Regions from separate parts of the Mus musculus genome. Here region 2 is linked to region 1. The links are chromatin loops, found by intact Hi-C in ENCODE. Cell type or tissue: gastrocnemius. All regions are shown on one strand. Links, peaks and the distances in the headings refer to the core of each region. The heading gives the core; the rest is flanking DNA.

Evidence for each region. Peaks named below come from ENCODE experiments on the same cell type or tissue, not always from the same donor. Only the 100,000 strongest peaks of a DNase experiment are listed, where the experiment ranks them.
Region 2: a loop joins it to region 1, with 2.0 times the contacts of the local background. A loop is called at or near these places in 2 of 42 quality-filtered maps.

The regions. Positions count from the first base shown.
Region 1 is chr11:16,844,861-16,853,201 of GRCm38, forward strand. The region is part of intron 1 of Egfr (epidermal growth factor receptor); the gene reads left to right. Among named protein-coding and RNA genes, the nearest start is that of Egfros, 18 kb to the left of the region's middle. In gastrocnemius, for the core only: no CTCF peak of the experiment used is centred there; a DNase peak (open chromatin) is centred at 4,188; H3K27ac peaks cover 2,144 bases.
Region 2 is chr11:16,674,053-16,682,393 of GRCm38, forward strand. No RefSeq gene overlaps it. Among named protein-coding and RNA genes, the nearest start is that of Gm25698, 54 kb to the right of the region's middle. In gastrocnemius, for the core only: a CTCF peak has its summit at 5,202 (motif pointing right); a DNase peak (open chromatin) is centred at 5,523.

The sequences.
Region 1 (8,341 bases), core at 206-8,205:
ATGTATTCATGTCCACAATAGTTACAATGAGGTGATTCCAAGGTTAATGCATCAATAATCATTGAAAATGAAGGTGTTCTTTTTTTTTTTTTTCCTACTGAATTTACAGGCTCTTAGGGTGTGATAGGAATCTAAAGCCCAAGCAAGACAGAGCAAGGAAAAGTACTTCCTGGTCTAAACTTTGGAACTGACTACCAACCCTGCCCTCTTATTTGTCAATGCTGAAGGTAAAAGCTAGATGCTAAGTGCTCTGCCACTGAACTATAGAGCCAGTGTCTCACTTCCTTAGCCACACTGGACTTGAGCTTATGATTGTCTTGCCTCAGCCATCTGAGTGGCTGGGACTACAAGCTTGTGACACCAGTCCCTGTGCCACATTATCTCATTAAGAAACAGAATAAACTGTGAAATAGCGGAATGTTTCTCACTAAATGTGAGCAACTTCACACAGAGAGAGAGCTACGAGTATACAGAACCAGAAAGAGCAGCTAGACCTAGGCCCTTGAGAGGTCCTGTGCAGAGAAGCCTGGGAGGCCTGAAAAGGAGGGGACTCTACAGGAACGCAATGGGCTGAGAACAGTAGTGAGAAGCATTGTTTTAAAATGCCAGCAGGGCCAGAAGGTGGACAGAGAGACGTGAGCTATGTTTGTGCTGTGCCAAGAGAAGTTAAGATACAGCAAGTTTCAGTAAACATAAGAAATAACTGCACCATAGAGATGGCAATATGAGAGAAAGTAGGGGCAGGAGGGGGAGGGGGAGATCATTCCATTCTTAGAAGGCAGGATTACTAGAAGTGCTTTAAGTGGGGTGAAATCTATGTCTATAGTGATGTCCAGCACACACCACAAGCAAACAACTATACAGCTTTTTCCTACCATCTTTCAGTATCTTGTATCTTACAGTGATTACTCTGTTTAGTCAATAATGAAATAAGGAAAGTTTAAGCCTAAGAAAGTCTCTTACGATGAACCCTTAGAAAAATCTATCATTGAGCCAGGCAGTAGTGACTCACTCCTTTAATCCTAGCCCTAAGGAGGCAGAGGCAGGTGGATCTCTGTGTTCAAGGCCAGCCTGGTCTACAGAGGGAGTTCCAGAACAGGCAGTACTGCACAGAAAAACCTTGTCTCGAAAAACAAAACAAAAGAAAAAAGAAAAATCTATCACTACAGTCAATGTTCTCTCTAACTGTACAGGAACAGGGGTGTCTAACTATAGACTTTCTGACTTTTTGTAAGCCTCCTTTAAAGCAGGCTGGTAAAATACAGCAGGAGTTTGGATCCATCCTGCCACCTGCTTTTGTAAATGAAGCTTCATGAGAGCACAGAGACCTCCGCATCTGCACAACTACACTCTGTGTGACCTTTTCGGAGAAACTGTGCTCACCCTGTCTAGAACTTCATACATAATGCTGCAGACTCCCTCTGGTAGACTTCCATGAGCAAAGTAGAAAGCCAGTTCTGGTGGGCATAAGCCCTCAGTATTTGTACAGACACTTGGGCCATTTACTAACAAGTGGCAATGCCTAAGAACACAAACTCTTTTTTTTTTCTTTTTCTTTTCTTTTCTTTTCTTTTTTTTAATTTTTTATTTTATTTTATTGTAATTAAGTATTTTCTTCATTTACATTTCCAATGCTATCCCCAAAGTCCCCCATACCCTCCCCCGACCACCCACTCCCACTTCTTGGCCCTGGCATTCCCTTGTACTGGGGCATATAAAGTTTGCAAGACCAATGGGCCTCTCTTTCCACTGATGGCCAACTAGGCCATCTTCTGATACATATGCAGCTAGAGACACAGCTCTGGGGGTACTGGTTAGTTCATATTGTTGTTCCACCTATAGGGTTGCAGACCCCTTTAGCTCCTTGGGTACTTTCTCTAGCTCCTCCATTGGGGGCCCTGTGGTCCATCCAAAAGCTGACTGTGAGCATCCACTTCAGTGTTTACTAGGCCCCGGCATAGTCTCACAAGAGACAGCTATATCAGGGTCCTTTCAGCAAAATCTTACTAGTGTGTGCAATGGTGTCAGTGTTTGGAGGCTGATTATGGGATGGATCCCCGGGTATGGCAGTCTCTACATGATCCATCCTTTCGTCTCAGCTCCAAACTTTGTCTCTGTAACTCCTTCCATGAGTGTTTTGTTCTGAATTCTTTTTTTTTTCTTTTTCTTTTTTTTTTCCATTTTTTATTAGGTATTTAGCTCATTTACATTTCCAATGCTATACCAAAAGTCCTCCATACCCACCCACCCCCACTCCCCTACCCACCCACTCCCCCTTTTTGGCCCTGGTGTTCCCCTGTACTGGGGCATATAAAGTTTGCGTGTCCAATGGGCCTCTCTTTCCAGTGATGGCCGACTAGGCCATCTTTTGATACATATGCAGCTAGAGTCAAGAGCTCCAGGGTACTGGTTAGTTCATAATGTTGTTCCACCTATAGGGTTGCAGATCCCTTTAGCTCCTTGGGTTCTTTCTCTAGCTCCTCCATTGGGAGCCCTGTGATCCATCCATTAGCTGACTGTGAGCATCCACTTCTGTGTTTGCTAGGCCCCGGCATAGTCTAAGAAGGGACAAAGTGTCCACACTTTGGTCTTCATTCTTCTTGAGTTTCATGTGTTTTGCAATTTGTATCTTATATCTTGGGTATTCTAAGTTTCTGGGCTAATATCCATTTATTAGTGAGTACATATCATGTGAATTCTTTTGTGATTGGGTTACCTCACTCAGGATGATGCCCTCCAGGTCCATCCATTTGGCTAGGAATTTCATAAATTCATTCTTTTTAATAGCTGAGTAGTACTCCATTGTGTAAATGTACCACATTTTCTGTATCCATTTCTCTGTTGAGGGGCATCTGGGTTCTTTCCAGCTTCTGACTATTATAAATAAGGCTGCTATGAACATAGTGGAGCATGTGTCCTTCTTACCAGTTGGAACATCTTCTGGATATATGCCCAGGAGAGGTATTTCGGGATCCTCCGGTAGTACTATGACCAATTTTCTGAGGGACTGCCAGACTGATTTCCAGAGTGGCTGTACAAGCTTGCAATCCCCCCAACAATGGAGGAGTGTTCCTCTTTCTCCACATCCTCGCCAGCATCTGTTGTCACCTGAATTTTTTATCTTAGCCATTCTGACTGGTGTGAGGTGAAATCTCAGTGTTGTTTTGATTTGCATTTCCCTGATGATTAAGAATGCTGAACATTTTTAGGTACTTCTCAGCCATTCGGTATTCCTCAGGTGAGAATTCTTTGTTTAGCTCTGAGCCCCATTTTTAATGGGGTTATTTGATTTTCTGGAGTCCACCTTCTTGAGTTCTTTATATATATTGGATATTAGTCTTCTATCTGATTTAGGACTGGTAAAGATCCTTTCCCAATCTGTTGGTGGTCTCTTTGTCTTATTGACGGTGTCTTTTGCCTTACAGAAGCTTTTCAATAGCCTCCACCATAGAAAGGTGACCACAACCTAGAAGGAACAAAACAGCAAGCCCATTGAGATGGCTTTTGGAGCCCAAGTTCAAATTGTTATGTGACAGAGCTTGGCTTGGGCTTTTCATGAGAGAATTTGGTAGTTGTTAATGTTTTTTGAGTAGGTTTTTGTTTTTGTTTTTGTTTCCCATAATGAGTGAATCCTGAAAATGAGCTTTGAATTCAAGATGTCTAAGAGAATCTCAGGCCTCCTTACTGGGAGGAACGATGCCAGATTCAGCTCTCCTCTACAACCTACCATAGCCTTTTACCCATTTAAGAATCAAACAAAGAGATACTTAGTCTAACTAGGAGTAAGTGAAAAGGTTGCTCATTTTCAAGGGCAACTGAATACAAACATGTGCAAACAAAGCACACAAATCCAAATCAACTTAGTTTTGGTTGTGAGCCTAGTCTTTATATAATCAACGTAGAAAACCACTGCAAAGGGTCAGGAAAGACCCGTTACTGAATGAAAAATAACAACAGGGGAAAACATTCCAAGAGGCAAGTGGGGACTCCTTGTGAAAGAATTTTGCAAGGCTCTTGGAGGCTTGGCTTTCTTACTGCCAAGTGCCTTAGCACACCCCATCTGGTAAGACTTGGGCCCAGTCACCTTCCTGATGGGCCATGGCCACATCCCTGCCATCCGGGTGGGCAGTTAGCTGTGGTCAGTATTAGCTATCCCTCCCTCTGTGGCAAGACCTTATAGATCTTAGAAAGGCCACACACCAGCAGTGTGAGCAGCAGGCCAAGAAGGTCAGCCTCCTCTGAGAGCGCTTGAACGGAAGGAAGCAATTCACGCTAGTGGGAAATGATCCAGATTTAATTCAGATTCAAGCCACAGTGGGGTTTAGTAAGGGTTTTCCACGTATCACGTGCTTTGCCAGGGACTCTCCCAACTCACCAAATCCTCCCAGAGTCATAGTAATTGTTTTGTTCCTGTTTAATAGATGAAAATAAGAGGCTCAGAGGGATTAGGAAGTTTCTCAGATAAAGGGAAAAACAGGGTTTTAGTCCTGACTTGTCACTGCGAGTGTAGTAACCACTGACAAGTGCCAGGAAAAGTCTGGTTCAAGTCACTCTGTAGTCAAACATCTAGGGGGTTATTTTACTCTCTCTCTCTTCTTCTCATTTTGATTTTGAAACACTTTTTTTGATGAAGACACACACACTGCTATCTGTTTTAAGTAGCTGTGAGACCTGCCTTGTTCTGTAACTTGACTAACAGCTAGCTTACCACTGCTTTCACTGGTGAGATCAGGCCAGCAATTTGTTTAAAGATTCTTTTCTCCCTTTTAAAAGCATCTGTAGTACAGAGAACAGTCTTAGTCTGAAAGAACAATAGAAGCTGGACTTGGGTGCACCTTCGGTCTTGGCCGGCAGCTCTGTCTCGGTATATAGGTTCATGCTCAGCCTACTTCATCCCCCAGCTACTCTTCCAGTAGTTGCCTTCTTTCTGAACTTCAGCATCATCACCGCTAACTACTCATTTAGGTCCAGTGTCTTGTCCTTTCTTTTTATTTTCTGTGATAAGAGGAACTGTGTACTTGTTTGTTAGCTTGTTTTTCTAGTGCTCATGGTAGAACAACATAAAAGTGCATATGTTTCCAGAGATGACCTTATATATGACAGTGCATTAAAATCGGACTTTTGAAAACCATGAGTAAAAACAGGAAAGCATATAATCTGTCTTGTGGTGAGGACTGCACTGCATGGCTCCCTGTCCAGAATCTCTCTGCAGAGATTTGTTCCAATCTAATTTCCAGTCCCATTTTCTGGATCAGAATTCTTTTATTTCCTTGCAAATTAAACACCTTGTCCAAGATTACTTTTGATTTATAATTCATATAAATAATGTAAACTATATTCCTAAGTAATGATGTAGGCAATGATCTGGAGGAGAGGAATGCAGAGAAAAAAAAACATAAAAATGGAAGACACACACACACACACACAGTTTTTCAAGTGGAAAATTGAGGCACTGGTAAGGTCTCTGAATTCAACACTGACACTTATAGCCAATTTATTCCTTTGATCTGATGTTGTGTTTTCACTTGTTTACCAAGGGAAGTTGGAGTATTTCTTTCTGGTACCTGGAGCTTGGTAATATCTCCTCCAGCTGCCTTGTTATATTCATTTAGCATGGCTCACATTATGGGATGTTCTACAGCTACTACATGTTTCATGTCATTTCCTCAAAGGATTATTGGATTCCTTGAGTCAGTATTTCTGATTCACTCTTGGCAACTATCTTTGTTCTGCTATATTAAACATGTAGGTCGATGGATTAACTAAAGAGTAAACAGAAGAAAGGACAACTTAGAGCATAGGCATTTGTAGGCCTCCCCAAGTGAGTGCTAGGAATCAAACTGGAGTCCTCTGAAAGAGCAGCATGTACTCTTAACCACTGAGCCAACTGTTCTCAATCTCATTACTACTCATTTACTACTACCCTGTGAAATAGGTAAAACCAGTCTCATGTTACATATCCAGTTAGTACACTGAGTGGGGTTAACTGTTTGGAGACAACATGGGACAATACAAGACTGTGTGGCAGTCTTGCTAAGAGAAAGGTATTTGATGATGTCATTGGAAATATAGTCTTCTGTCCTTCATAAACCTGCCCTTCCTATAACTCAATGAATGAAGAAATGAATGAGCAGAAGAAAGAGCAACCTCTCAAGCCTGTGAAGAAAACAAAAGAGTAAGGTAAACCTTACTTGTTGGCTGCAGAGTTGTTCTAGGTTCTGGCCCCACACGTCCCGATGCCTGTTGGCCATATATGGCATCCACATGAATTCTAAAGGAATGGTTCAAGGTTGAACAGCCCGATCTGGGAAACATTACTCAGCCATCATCATCAGGGAGTGAGTCATTGAACCTGAGGAAGATATGAAAGAGGATTTATGTGAGCTGGGTGGGGACTGGGCCTAGAGTAAGGACATCTTACAGACCTGTCTCACATTGCCTTGGTAGGAAAGACATAGATGGTGAAGGCATATTGAGGAAGAGACACCACACCCTGGTGGAAACACGCAACCCTCCCAACAAAAAGAAGCTCTTCAGGAAAACAGCCAGGCAAAGACATGTGCTCCAAGGCCTTGGCAACACTGGATAGTGAGAGTAGACTCCAGCTCATGGCACACAGGCTAGTAAGGCTGGATTCCAACTAAACACTAGCCTTTCATAATTCCAAAGTGTTTTCTGATGTCTAGTCCTCCACTACACAGACTGAAGAGAGGTCATAGGTGACTGGTAGTTGGCCTCAACAAAGAGCTTTCTAAGATTCAGTAAAAACCTGTTTCCCTTGAAGCCAAATTGGTCAGGTTTCAAAGCCAATGTTCATGCAATCATTTTTATCACCAGCCTGTGAGGATTCTGTATTTTCACCTTTCTGCCACTGCTCCAGATTAGAGTTTATATAATAACCGTGTATGTCCCTTAGTACTTACGCATTCAAACTCTCCATTCCTTTCCCATCATGTGTCCTAGCATCCCATGATAGCAGGAAGCAAATGTTAGGAGCTAACTTATACTCATTGTAGATTTTCTCTGAGGTCTTGTGTGGAAGAGCCCCCCAGCTTTCAGCCATAGGAGGGAGGTAGCCGTGCTCGCTACTTCCTTGAAGTCTTGACTGAACTCAGACATTGAAACTGTGAGATTCGGTGGCAGTGCTGATGGAGTGTTGTTTGTGACTCCATGCTGCCAGACATAGTGAGCTGAAATCCTCTGAGAATGGCAAGCTCTGAATAAATAGGTCAGAGTCATCAAAATGCCACAGAGGCAAAGAGTGGAAGTAGAAGTTTGATTGGCAGGCTTCAGGAAAGGAAGTATTATATTCCCTGCAGAAGTGTACCTCTGTGTGAAGAAACAGCTATCCCCATAATTGTGTAAGTAGTAGTGAGGCTAGAGAACTAGAACTCAGAACCCAGAGAGGAGTGCTCACTTGCTCAAGCTCCAAGAAGAAGCTGAGCACAGTAACACCCCACCGGTTACTCTATATCTCCATGTAAACAGACGTTCAACCAGGGCCACTTTCTCCATGGTGCCCCGCTCAGCAGAAGTACTCCAACCCTTTCAGTTCTTGTTTGCTGTGAATCTGCTTTTCTTACCTTATGAGTTTGTGTCAAGAGTATTTTCCAACAGTGTAGATAATTGGGGGAAATGTTTGCTAGGGTAATGTCAGGTACTCAGTGGTCCTTATTGAATTAATTAATAATTGTCTAGCAAGACAAATTTATTTCTGATTTACCATTCAACTTCTTGTGAAGAATGGGATAGATTGACCTGTGATTTCAGATTTTCAGTTAAAGAAGCAGTAGTGGGAAGGAGGTTGCTAGTATCATTGAAGACATATAAACAGAAATATCTAGAAATGTCACTGCTACCATAAAGCCTCAGTGAGGCACATAACTTGTATTAAGAGAAGAATAAAATTTGTAAGGCACATTTTTGTCCACAATCTTTCTTTTTTATAATTTTTAAATTTAAAATATGCATATATGTGTGTCTCTTTGGAGGACTGGATGCACAGCTTCAGTACCCAAGAATGTAGGAAAATGGTGTTGGGTTTGCAAGAGCTGCAGAGCAAGCACTTATGAGCATGCCCATGCTAGTGCTGGAAACCAAAGTGGAGTCCTCTAAAAGAGTAACAAATGTCTTACCCACAGAACTATCTCTCTAGCCCCCTGTTCACAATCTTATTACACTCACAATTACCCTATTAGAGAGGTACAACTGGTCTCCTTTGACCTGGTGAGCACATTGAGAGGAGTTAACTTGATGGAGATGGCAGTCTTGCTAACAGAATGGTATTTGATGATGTCATTGAAAACATAATCTTCCGTCCCTCATAAAACTGCCCTTCCTG
Region 2 (8,341 bases), core at 284-8,283, 170 kb before region 1:
ATGAGTGGCAGTAATAGCCAGCACCAACTATGACTATACATGAAATGATCCACCTGACAGTCACAAATGGAACATCCAGGGGAGTTTCAGGGAAAAGATCTAGACACTGAATGGCAAAGTCCCTGCTAAGAAGTGTCACTCAGGGCTGAAATCAGCAAAGTAGAAACATAAAGAACTATACAAAGAATCAACTAAACCAGGAGCTGGTTCTTTGAGAAAATCAACAAGATAGATAAACCCTAAGACAGACTAATCAGAGGGCACAGAGACAGTATCCAAATCAACAAATCAGAAATGAAAAGGAAATTGAGGAAATTTAATTTGCAAAAATAGTTAGGTCCTAATTCAAGAGCATATATTCAATAAAAATGCAAAATCTGGATGAAATGGACAACTTTTCAAACAGATACCAAATCCCAAAGTTAAATCAGGATCAGATAAATCATGTAAAAAGTCCTATAACCCTCAAAGGAATAGAAGCAGTCATTAAAAGTCTCCCAATCAAATAATGCCCAGGACCAGTTGACTTTAATGCAGAATTCTATCAGACCTTCAAAGAAGACCTAATACCAATACTATTCTAACTATTCCACAAAATAGAAACAGAAGAACAGTCATGTTCTATGACACCACATAAAACCAAAACCACGCAAAGGCCCAACAAAGAAAGAGAACTTCAGACCATTTTCCCTTATGAATATAGATATAAAAATATTCAATAAATTTCTCACAAACCAAATACAAGAACTGATCAAAATGATCATTCACCATGGTCAAGTAGGCTTCATCCCAGCGATGCAGGAATGGTTCAATAAATGGAAAACCATCAATGTAATCGACTATATAAACTAACTCAAAGAATGAAAACAAAACAAAACAAAACAAAACAAAAAACCACATGATTATTTCATTAGATGCTAAAATAGCAGTTGACAAAATTCAACATCCCTTCATGTTAAAAGTCTTGGAAAGATCAGGAATTGAAGGCCCATACTTAATCATACTAAAAGCAATATACAACAAACCAGTAGTCAACATCAAACTAAATTGAGAGAAACTTGAAACAATCCCACTAAAATCAGGGACTAGACAAGGCTGCCCAATCTCTCCCTATATATTCAATATAGTCCTCAGAGTCTGAGCCAGAGCAATTTGACAACAAAAGGAGATCAAAGATATACAAATTGGAAAGGAAGAAGTCAAAATATCAATATTTGCATATGATATGACAGTATACTTGAATGACCCCAAAAATTCCACAAGATAACTCCTACAGCTGATAACTTCAGCAAAGTGGCTAGATATAAAAATAACTCAAGCAAATCAGTAGACTTCCTATAGTTAAAGGATAAACAGGCTGTGAAAGAAATTAGGGAAACAACACCCTTCACTATAGCCACAAATAATATAAAATATCTTGATATGACTCTAACCAAACAAGTGAAAAATCTGTAAGACAAGAACTTCAAGTCTCTGAAGAAAGAAATTAAAGAAGACCTCTGAAGATGAAAAGATCTCCCACACTCATGGATTGGCAGAATTAATATAGTATATATGGCCATCTTGCCAAAAGCAATATATAGATTCAATGCAATTCCCATCAAAATTCCAACTCAATTCTTCATAGAGTTAGAAAGAGCAATTCTCAAATTCATTTAGAACAAGAAATAACCCAGGACAGCAAAAACTATTCTCTAAAATAAAGGAATATCTGGGGGGCTCATCATCCCTGACCTCAAGCTGTACTACAGAGCAATAGTCATAAAAACTTGTGACTTCCCACGGCCACATGAACCGGGTCCTCCTGAAAGGCAGGCTGGGGCTAAAAGAGAATAAACGGGGAGAAAAAGGACGAGGTCAAGACAAAATTCTGATCAAAGCCCAAAGTTTACTAAAAATCTGTGCTTATATAGAGGGAAAGCCCATCTCCCACAGATTCACTCTTGATGCCTGTTGCCAGCCTGTAAGCAATCTGTCTGACAGCACTGGTTTGGCAAGAAAGTGTCAATCACTGGGTTGCCTGCTGTCTCTGGAATCTCTCAGGAATCTCTCAGCCTCTCAGCAGGTAGCAGTGTCTTGGAGCGGGACAGCACCAGTGGTGACAGAACAATAGAACCATCTAGGTGGGAAGGCTCCACCCCAGGTGGTCTCATTCTCAGTGGCAGCAAGGTCTCAGCCAGCCTACTCAGGTCTGGGGGAGGCTACAAAAACTGTGTGGTATTGGTACAGTGATAGGCAGGAAGATGAGTGGAATAGAATTAAAGATCCAGAAATGAACCCACACACCTATGATCACTTGATCTTTGACAAAGGAGCAAAAACCATCCAGTGGAAAAAAGGCCAGCATTTTCAACAAATGGTGCTGGTTCAACTGGCGGTTAACATGCAGAAGAATGCAAATTAATCCATTCTTTTCTCCCTGTACAAAGCCCATGTCCAAGTGGATCAAAGACCTCCACATAAAACCAGATACACTCAAACTAATAGAAGAGAAAGCGGGGAAGATCCTCCAACACACAGGCACAGGGGAAAAGTTCCTGAACAGAACACCAGTTGCTTATGCTATAAGATCAAAAATAGACAAATGGGACCTTATAAAATTAAAAAGTTTCTATAAGGCAAAGGACACTGTTGATAGGACAAAACTGCGACCACCAGATTGGGAAAATATCTTTACCAGTTCTACATCTGACATCTGATAGAGGGCTAATATCCAATACATACAAAGAACACAAGAAGTTAGATTCCAGAGAACCAAATAACTGTATTTAAAAGTGGGGAACAGAGCTATACAGAGAATTCTCAACTGAGGAAATTTGAATGGCTTAGATGCACCTAAGGAAATATTCAACATCCTTAGTCATCAGGGAAATGGAAGTCAAAACAACTCTGAGATTCTACCTCACACCAGTCAGAATGGCTAAGATTAAAAACTTAGGTATCAGAAGATGTTGGCAAGGATGTGGAAAAGAAGGAACACTCCTCCATTGTTGGTAGGATTTCAAGCTAGTACTATCACTCTGGAAATCAGTCTAGTGGATTCTCAGAAAATTGGGCATAGTACTACCTGAGGACCCAGCAATACCACTCTTGGGCATATTCCCAGAAGATGCTCCAGCATGTAATAAGGACACATGCTCCACTATGTTCATAGCAGCCATATTTATTTATAATAGCCAGAAGCTGTAAAGAACCCAGATGTCCTTCAACAGAGAAATGGATACAGAAAATGTGGTATATTTACACAATGTAATTAATACTACTCAGCTATTAAAAACAAGAACTTCTTGAAATTTGCAGGCAAATGGATAGAACTAGAAAATATCATCCTGAGTGAGGTAACTAAGTCACAAAAGAGCAAGTGGTATGTACTCACTGATAAGTGGATATTAGCTCAAAATTTGGAATACCCAAGATTCAATTCACAGACCATATGAATCCCAAGAAGGAAGACCAATGTGTGGATGTTTCAGTGCTTCTTGAAGGGGGAATAAAATACTCTCAGGAGGAAATATGGAGACAAAGTGTGGAGCAGAGACTAAAGGAAAGACCATCCAGAGACTGCTCCATCTGGGGATCCATCCCATATACAGCCAACAAATCCAGTCACTATTGCAGATATCAAGAAGTATTTGGTAACAGGAGCCTGATATAGCTGTCTCCTGAGAGGCTCTGCCAGTATCTGACAAATACAGAGGTGGATGCTCACAGACAACCATTGGACTAAGCATAGGATCCCTAATGGAGGAGTTAGAGATGGACTGAAGGACTTGAAACAGTTTGAAACCCCATAAGAAGAACAACAATATCAACTAACCAGATGTCCCAGAGTTCCCAGGAAGTAAACCACCAACCAAAGAGTACACATGGAGTGATCTATGGCCCCGGCCGCATATGTAGAAGAGGATGGCCTTGTAGGGCATCAATGGGAGGAGAGGCCCTTGGGCCTGAGGGTATTAGGTGCCCTAGTGTAGGAAATGCCAGGGTGGGAAGACAGGAGTGTGTGGGTGGGTGGGGGAGCACCCTCATATTGGTGGGGGCGTGGGGATGGAATATGGGGTTCCCCAAGGGGAGACCTGGACAGGTGAAAGCATTTGAAATGTAAATAAATGGAATGTCCAATTTAAAAAAAAAAAAAAAAAAGCCTAGCATTGGCAAGATGGCTCAGCCATTAAAGATGCTGTCTCCCAAGGGTGAGAGCCTGACCCTCGAAACTGGGTTTCTAGTACACATTTAAGAGTAGAAGGAAAGCACTTATTGCACAAAATTTTCCCCTAAGCTCTGACATATATGTACTCTGCCAAACATATTAGCAATAATTAGTAATCAATGATTTTGAGGTCTAACTTCACTATGATTTTTTCCCCACAGGAAACAAGCGCTGGGAACGAAGGAACAGGAAATAGCCAGGTACAGCTTCTTACCAAGCAGAACCCACTCATCTTTTACTAAAGCCATTTGGGGATTTTGTTTTGATTTGGTTTGCTTTTGGTGTTCTCCTAAGCTCTATGAAATAGAGATTCCATTTCTCACATTATAATCTGTGTTTGAAATAAATAAGAATATACTTGGTGCTGTGTATCTGCAAGTTCCACATTCATAAATTCAGCCAATGATGGGGGGGGTGCAGGAAGGAGACAGGGAATTATGTTTCTATATAATAGCAAGCAGATGATAATTACAATAATAAATCATTTGCAAAAGCATTGAAAAATACCAAACGCTAGGAATAAATCTAGCACAGTAGAGAGAAAACTATAAAACCTCTTTGCTATAAAATAAAGAACATACAAACAGGGAAATATTTTGTAGTTATTGTTTTAAAGGAACAGTATTATAAATATGTTGATTTTCCTCTAGAGGATCTACAGCTTCAGTGTAATTCCCTTCAGTACCCCAGCAGAATTTTTTGTGATGTTAAAACTGATGAGCGGATATTTAAAATGTCAAAAAGCAAAGGATGAGAGGAAGCCGTCATGAAAAATAAAAGCATTGCTCAAACACTTAAAACTTCATTAAGTTAAAATGATGACATTCATGTATAGCTATAGACATCCAGGGCTTGGCATGTATTTTGTTTGGTAAAGTATTTGCCAAATGCTAGGAATATTTAGGACTTCTGCTCACTCTGGTCAGCCCTGCTTGCTCTGGTCCAAAGATTTATTTATTGTTATAAATAAGTACACTGTAGTTGTCTTCAGATGCACCAGAAGAGGGCGTCAGATCTCATTACAGATAGGACCTGAGTTTGGCCCCCAGAATCCACATTAAAATGACAGGTACCCGATGGGCATAGCAGCACACACCATTAATCACAGCAGTTTAGAGGCAGAGGCAGGCAGATCTTTGTAAGTTTGAAGCCAGTCTAGTCTACATAGTGAGTTGCAGGACAGCCAATGCTACACAGTGAGACCATGTTTTGAATAAAACAAACAAAAAGCTAGGTATGATGGCTTATGCATGTAATCCCAGTGCTGGAGTGGTAGAGGTAGGAAGGTTTACTGCCAGCAAGGTTCCCAGGGCAAACTGCCCAGTCTGCCTAGCCAAGTTGGTAAGCACCAGCTCATGAGAGATACTGGTTCAACAAGCAAGGTTTGACTTCTGACATCTTCACACATGAGTACACATGCATACATATACATATGCAAGCACAGTGTATGGTGTAAGGAAAGAAAAACTGGCCAGTGGACAGGATAGAGTCCAGAAATAAACTCACATAAAAAAAGACTACAAGTTTTCATAGTATACAGTGTAGGATCCTGTAAGAAAATGTACTCTTAGATCATTTTTCTTGTACATACAAACATACACATACACAAATACACCCTCACACAAACACACACACATACACAGAGGGGAGGGAGAGTGGAAGGGAGGAGAAAGGGATAGAGGAGGGGGAAGGGGAGAATCAAAGCAAGACATATTCAGGTCATTATAAAAATTAAAATTAAAATAAAAAAATTTGCAAAGATTTCTTCAACATAACACAAAATTCACTAGCCATGAAAAGAGAAATTAACAAATTGAACTATGTTAAGAAAAATGTATTCATCAAAAGATATAAATTACCAGAAAAATCATAGGGACGTTCATATTGCACACACGTCATGAATTATATGCTCAGTATGTAAAGAACTATAGTAGATAATTTCAGTTTTCTATGGGTTAAAACTTGGCTGTGTACAACCTACTCAGAGCTTAACCGGCTGCTGTTTGTCTCCTCCAAGACTTCTTACACTGTTCTTCTCTGCTACCTTTCACTGTCAGGAGGGTTCTACACTGTGTACCATGATAACTTTGAGTCTTCCTTATGTGAGTCTCTTTCTGGACTCTATCCTGTCCACTGCCCCGTTCTTCTTTCCTTATACCATACAATGTGCTTGCATATGTACAAGTGTGCATGTGTGCTTGTGTGTGTAGAGGTCAGAAGTCAACCTGGCTGTTTGAACCAGTACTTCTCATTGGCTGATGCTTACTGACTTGGCAGGCTGGGCAGTGAGCCCATAGGGACCTTCCTGGCAGTAAATATTTACATTTAAATCTGCTTTAGGTTCTCTCATTAATTTTGTGTTTCTACTATACAAATTTGTTGCAAGTTCAGAAAATTTTCTTGGGAGTTGCTGAGCCAGAAAAACATGATGAAAACATGTACCTTCTGCATAAATTGCAGGGAAGGGGTCATGCAAAGCAGAGGCATATCTCTCCTTTATGATCTCCAGACACAGAAGAAAAATGGCTCCTGGATAAACACCCAATCCAACAGAAACTCTATGAGTACAATTAATTTGCTGGTGTCAGGGACCACCCTCTTTCAAAAATGCTACCTGAGTTCCTATGCCTAGGAGGCTACTGACTGGTGTCCCCTGAATGTCTTTAAAACATGGCCCTCCCTTCACAAGGTCACTTTGTGGCAAGTCTTCCCATTGGTTCCAGGACACAAGTGCCTACAACAGATCCCGAACTCACCGGACCTGAGAGTTTAGGTTGGTCCTCCTGTCCACCATGCTTATTAGTTGCTCAAGTGTAGTCTTGGGAGAATGCCATCACATTTAGATATCATGCATGAACAGAGCTATAGGTGCATATTTAGAACACCTGAGCATATTCTCAGACAGACTCTGTCCTCAAATTCCCCAAAAGGTGTCTAGCCACCCTCCCAGACTTGTGCAGGTGTTGGTTTTCCCTTGGTGAGCGCTGATGTTGCAACTCTATCCTGGACACTCATCATTTGTGCCCTTGGTTCTTTACTTAGCTCTGCGGCATTCATTACAGCCTACAAGTTGAGAGACCAAAGCAATTCGGGTAGCAAAGCCCTGATCTTGCTGCACTCTCATGGGATAAGAAGCTCCTCTGTGTTTATGAAGGTTCAGTGTAGGTTGAGTTTAGATGAATCCAACTGCCACGTGCTTCTCTCTCTTGAGGAATATAACGCTTGCTGGATTACCTTCCTTGTATCTAGAGCTCCCATTTTCCTCACCGATTCCCTGTAATTTTGGTAAATGATGCAAAAAGTACCACTCCATATTTTACAGGTAGACACTTCAGATTTTGGAGGTGGGCTTTTTTTTTCCCCTTGCTGTTTCTTAGGAACAAGGTCTTGCTGTGTACTGTGTGCTCTTATAGTCACAACCATGATTCAAACTCATGAGTTCTTGGATCTGAGGTGCTGCCCTAGCTTACTTGGATCAGTTATTTCTGAGTGTGGAGTTGGTGTCACTAATCACATTCATAATATTAAGCAACACGAGCATTACCTATTCCAAGCGTTGACTGATTATCTCACTTAGAAATCCCAATTAGTCTAGTAGTAGTTTTAAACTACAATAAGCTCCTTTATCTAGGTCACTAGTTAAAAATAAGATATATTCACAAGTCTTTTAGTGAATTTTTCTTTAATTTTTGGCATGTGCTGAGTGTGTATGTGTGTGTGTTTTCATATGTGTGGTTACACATGTATGAGCAGGTACGTATGTTTGGATATGTGTTGTGGAGCTAAAGCTGATATTAAGTGTTTTGGGTATATGAGGTCTTCTGCAATCACGCTCCCCTTTGTCAGACTAGCAAGATGGCTTGCTCCGGGGATCCCCCACCTGTTTCCCAGACCCTAGGGTTACAGGCACTTGCCATATCTACCCAGCATTTATCTGGAAATCTGAACTTCAGTCCTCACACTTGTGTCATAGATGTTCTATCAACAGCACCATCTACCAAGCCAGTAAAGACTACTCCTATCTTCAAACTTAAGATACTTCTCTGGGAAAAGAAACAATGAACAACTGATTCTGTGTATGGCCAGTGCCCTGAGCTGCTATGAATCCAACCTCATCTGTCCTTGGAAGCT